2 separate regions of the Homo sapiens genome follow, and region 1 is linked to region 2. A link is a loop called in an ENCODE intact Hi-C map of the cell type or tissue named here. Cell type or tissue: endothelial cell of umbilical vein. All regions are shown on one strand. Region 1 overlaps ASCC2 (activating signal cointegrator 1 complex subunit 2). Region 2 overlaps NF2 (NF2, moesin-ezrin-radixin like (MERLIN) tumor suppressor).

What was found. Peaks named below come from ENCODE experiments on the same cell type or tissue, not always from the same donor. Only the 100,000 strongest peaks of a DNase experiment are listed, where the experiment ranks them.
Region 1: it touches region 2 in a loop (5-fold over the local background); 1 of 110 quality-filtered maps calls a loop at or near these places.

What each region holds. Positions count from the first base shown.
Region 1 is chr22:29,806,210-29,808,709 of GRCh38, reverse strand. It overlaps ASCC2 (activating signal cointegrator 1 complex subunit 2), which reads left to right. Exons shown (of 20, transcript NM_032204.5): 9 at 525-599; 10 at 1,806-1,913; 11 at 2,157-2,225; 12 at 2,420-2,494. Among named protein-coding and RNA genes, the nearest start is that of ASCC2, 31 kb to the left of the region's middle. In endothelial cell of umbilical vein, no CTCF peak of the experiment used is centred here; no DNase peak of the experiment used is centred here.
Region 2 is chr22:29,634,537-29,637,036 of GRCh38, reverse strand. It overlaps NF2 (NF2, moesin-ezrin-radixin like (MERLIN) tumor suppressor), which reads right to left. Exons shown (of 16, transcript NM_000268.4): 2 at 161-286. Among named protein-coding and RNA genes, the nearest start is that of NF2, 32 kb to the right of the region's middle. In endothelial cell of umbilical vein, a CTCF peak has its summit at 1,115 (motif pointing left); a DNase peak (open chromatin) is centred at 1,076; H3K27ac peaks cover 1,125 bases.

The DNA of each region.
Region 1 (2,500 bases), 170 kb before region 2:
CTGGGGCTACAGGTGTGGACCACCATGCCTGGCTAATTTTTGTATTTTTTGTAGAGATGGAGTTTCACCAGCCTGTTTCCCAGGCTGATCTTGAGCTCCTGGCTCAAGCAATCTTCCTGCCTCAGCCCCACAAAGTGCTGGGATTACAGGCATGAGCCACTGTGCCTGGCTAACTGACAGTTTTTGAGCAAGAAAATTACAAGCAAGTAATCTTGGATCTGCTTCTCAAACTTCAGTGGGTTCCGAGTGGCCTTCTGATTCCTCTGTTAGTATGAGCCTATCTGGGCCTCAGTTGCCCATCTGAATGAGGGACATGGCTATAGGTCACTTCTTATGAGCTGTTCCTGGGACCAGCCCTAGTGGGTCAGTCTGGGGTGAGCTCAGGGAAGAACCAAGGGGTCCCTGGAGAAAATTGTGTGGAAAAAGAAATGGGCCTTCCCACTCCCTGGGGTTTGCTTTGATGTTCTTATGAAGTGTGGTATTTATGAACTAATCCAACATTTTCCCTGTGTGTGCCTGCACAGACTAGCTTCCTTCTACGAAGCAGCAATTCCCGAAATGGAGTCTGCAATTAAGAAGAGGAGGCTTGAAGATAGCAAGTGAGGCGGGGACAAAATTAAGAATGTTGTTGTGGGACAGAGAGGCCCGAGCAGGGCCCTGCCTTCCCTGGGCATTAGCATCCCTATCTCTAAGACAAGTGGGTGGGACCAGGGACTGTGCAGCTTTGAGCTTCTGCATCCCTATCTAGCCACTTCCTGACCTCTGCATTTGTTTTTTTTTTTGTTGTTGTTGTTGTTGTTTGAGACAGGGTCTTGCTCTGTCACCCAGGCTGGAGTGTAGTGGTGCAGTCACAGCTCACTGCAGCCTTGACCTCCTGACATCAATCAATCCTCCCACTTCAGTCTCCCGAGTAGCTGGGATTATAGGCGTGTGCCACCACACCTGGCTAATTTTTGTATTTTTTGTAGAGATGGGGTTTTGACGTGTTGGCCAGGCTGGTCTTGAACTGCATTTTTTTTTAAACTCTTAGCATATTAAAAAAAATATATGTTCTCTGTAGACTTGTATGAAGACCTAATAAGAAAGACTGCAACAACTAGAGTTAAGTGTTACTAAACACCGTGAAGGAGACTTGACCCAAAGTCCTGCTTGTACTAAGGCAATTATGTCTATTAACCCAATCCCCCAAAATACCATGATGGCTGGGCCCTGCATTGAAGCCCTTCCCTCAGCTGTTACTCCATGCTCTTGGTACTCAGCCTGCTGGTTCCTGACCCACCGTTTGAACTGAGAAGCAGCCCTGGAAGCAGCTATCTTCTCTGGGCCTATGGCTTTTGCCAGCTGCTCTCAGCAGTGAATTGTGAGGCCTTCTCTGCTCCAGGGAGGCACCTGCAACTGCTGGGGAGAAGCTCCCTTTGTGCCTTTTTTTCTTTTTCTTTTTCTTTTCCCTTTTTTTTTTTTTTTTTTTTTTTTTGAGACAGGGTCTTGCTCTGTCACCCAGGCTGGAATGGCACCATCATGGCTCACTGCAGCCTTGACCTCCCAGGCGAATGCGATCCCCCTGCCTTAGCCTCCCCAGGAGCTGGAACTACAGGCCTGCATCACCACACTTGACTAATTTTTTGTATTTTTTGTAGAGACAGGATTTCACTTAGTTGCTCAGGCTGGTCTCAAACTCCTGGGGCTCAAGTGATCCTCCCACCTCAGATTCCCAAGATGCTAGGGTTTCAGGTGTAAACCACTGCACCTGGCCCCTCAGGGCCTTTTTGTCTCCTAAACCTGTGTCTTTTTTCTCTCTGGCCTAGGCTTCTTGGTGACCTGTGGCAGAGGCTCTCCCATTCCAGGAAGAAGCTAATGGAGATTTTCCACATCATCCTGAACCAGATCTGCCTCCTTCCCATCCTAGAAAGCAGGTAAGCCCTCACGAATTGCCTCCTGGTGGAAGAGTCTCCTCCCCAAGCCCTTCAGGAGCGTTTCCATTATTTCATCTTGGCTTCCTCCACTGCACTGGGGTTGGCTGAACAGAGATGAGAAACCAAGAAAAATGCCTCATTCCTCCACTGGGCCCCAGCCTTAAAGAGGGGCAGCGGGTGTGTAAAGGAGCTGCAGCTCATCTTGCATTGCATGAGCTCATCTTCCCTGGTGTCTTGTTCTAGCTGTGACAACATTCAGGGCTTCATCGAAGAGTTCCTTCAGATCTTCAGCTCCTTGCTGCAGGAGAAGAGGTGAGTGTGGCTGAGCTGGCCTGGGCCCATGACCCTCCCACAGGTCCCCAAGAGGCCTTACATGATAGACCCCCGCTATAGGCCCACCACAGCTCTAATAAGGTCGGGCTGCAAACACAGGGAGTGGCCTGCAGCAGCACAGCATTCCTGTGGCCCCAGCTCTGTCCATCCCATCTGCTCTCATCTGCCTGCAGGTTCCTCCGGGACTATGATGCACTCTTCCCCGTGGCCGAAGACATCAGCTTGCTGCAGCAGGCCTCATCAGTCTTGTATCC
Region 2 (2,500 bases):
TAGCATCTCTACGTCCTGCTTTCTGCATGACTTAATTCAGGAATGTGCCCCCTTCTCTACTATACAGCTACAGCGCCCCAGTGATGAGCTAGGCGCCTGCTCAGGGAAAAACTGGAAAGCTCACGTCAGCCCCACCAGTTTCATCGAGTTCTAGCCCAACCTTCTTGTCCATTTTGAGCCAGGCCACTGTGTCCTTGATTGTGTACTGCAGTCCAAAGAACCAGGTTTCTCGGAGCCCCAGAGTCCGGCACACCAAATCAAAGAGGTCCTTCCCTTTCCACTTCATCTGCAATAACAAACCAATGGGGAAGGACACTGTGAGCAAAAATCATTAATAAAACCTTTTCTCTGCACTCTCCACTCTCAGGTTCCAAAACGTGGGGATGACACTAAGACAGCTGATGAGGACTGAATTCCTAAATAATTTTAAAGCTTCCTTTACAAACCCATGAGTGGGAAAATACCAATTAGAGCTTAATGGCTTAATCACTGCAAAGCATACACAATACATCCCTTGGACAGTTCCTTACGGATTTTAACATCTCCAAAGCTGCTAATTTAGGAAAGCTGGTAAATAAGCATCCTCATTTAGGAGAGTCTAGCCTCTTAAGTTAACTCGGGGAGATGGCTAGCTTCTAGGGACATTCATTCCCTTGAAATTTTGTTGTTGATTTTTTTTTTAAATCATTACTTTGCCCTTTGATAAAAGGCTAGTATTCCTTTAAATAAGACTGGTTTTACTACAAGTTTTTTTTTAATATAAAGAAATCATAATCAAAGTCATAAATCATGGAGAAAAAGAACCATGAGAGACCAGACAGTCCAATCACAGGTCTGTCCTGTCAAGGATGCCTAACTGAGGCCAAAGGGGAAGCTACTCACCCAGTCACCCAGAGCAAATTCAAACTCCTGGTATCTAAACCCAGGTGACGAATAGATATCAATATACTGTAGTGTGTTTATCCTATAGCCTCACTTTCAAAAGAACCTGAAGCAATGGCAATCTCTTTTCTCAGCTATTCCATCTGCTATGTGGAAAAGCAAGTTCAATGTCTTAAGGGAAGAGAATGGCTGGCAACTTAGTAAATGTTGCCACCTAGTGGCTTTCAAGTTAAACCACCAGGATGTTCCCATACAACCCCTTAGTTGCTGCTTGCCCCCTCCTTGCCCCAACCACCCCTAAATATCAGATGGACATTCAAATACAAACTCGAGTGCATTAGGATCATATGAGATGCATCATAGAAATGGTGGTCATGAAAGAGTAATCTTTCGACAGACATGGGAAAAATGAGACCACTCAATTGCAGAAGCATCCGTCCCTTCCTGCCCTCATTAGAAATCTCCACTCAAAGTCTTGGCACACTGAAGATGTATATAATGAAAAGGAATGAAAAAAATTCTTAGGCAGCCGGGCGTGGTGGTTCACACCTGTAATCCCAGCACTTTGGGAGGCTGAGGCAGGCGAATCATGAGGTCAGGAGATCGAGACCATCCTGGCCAACATGGTGAAACCCTGTCTCTAGTAAAATACTAAAAAATTAGCCAGGTGTGGTAGCGCATGCCTGTAGTCCCAGCTACTCGGGAGGCTGAGGCAGGGGAATCACTCGAAACCGGGAGGCGGAGGTTGCAGTGAGCCGAGATCATGCCACTGCACTCCAGCCTGGCGACAAAGCAAGACTCCATCTCAAACAAACAAACAAAAAATCTTAGGGTTTAGAGACTTGCTATAAAACCAAGAAGGGAAAAATAAGTTAGACCTCTGATACCTGATTGGTTTTTGCTAAAACCTGATTCTACAGGGGAGTTTTCAAGTAGGCTTTTCATTTTTAACACATATGAATGAACAGTGGGTTCTCTACAAGGTACTCAACAGGAAAGCCCATCCCTTCTCTGTGTTTGCAGTCAAAGTCAAGCAAAGCAGCAACCTAGATGGAAGAATATCAGGACCACAGCAGACAAGTAGCTGAGATGCATACTGGCTTTTATCTTTTAGCAGGGCCGTTTCTCCTATCTGTCCTTCAACTTCTGCCCTGTCTCCTCTCTGACTATAGTGGGGCCACTGGAACACTATAAAGATTGAGGTCTTTAGGGATTATTTTGAGAAGAATAAAAGAAAATGATGAGTTTTATTTTTAACAGATGATCTCCTTCCTCGTTTTTAAGGCTGAGTAATGGGCACATCCATTTCCCAGTCTGACAATAGGACAAAAAGCTTTTTAATTCACCAAAAGTTTTAATTCCTACAGGCAGACTTCACTGAAGAAATGTTATTTTGGAAAACTAGAAGTTTCAGGATGCTGATTATCCTCTTGTCTCTATTTTAAGGCAGCTCTAGTATATAAATTATAAATGACTACCTTGCTACAAGATAATGTAACATTAAAGAACAGGCATTAACTTGGAAAAGGTAAACACCCAAGGGTTGAGAAGATCAAGGTAACGATTCCCAATCTGCCATAACTCATGGTCATGGCTGGGCTGGGCTTTGGCAAGAAGG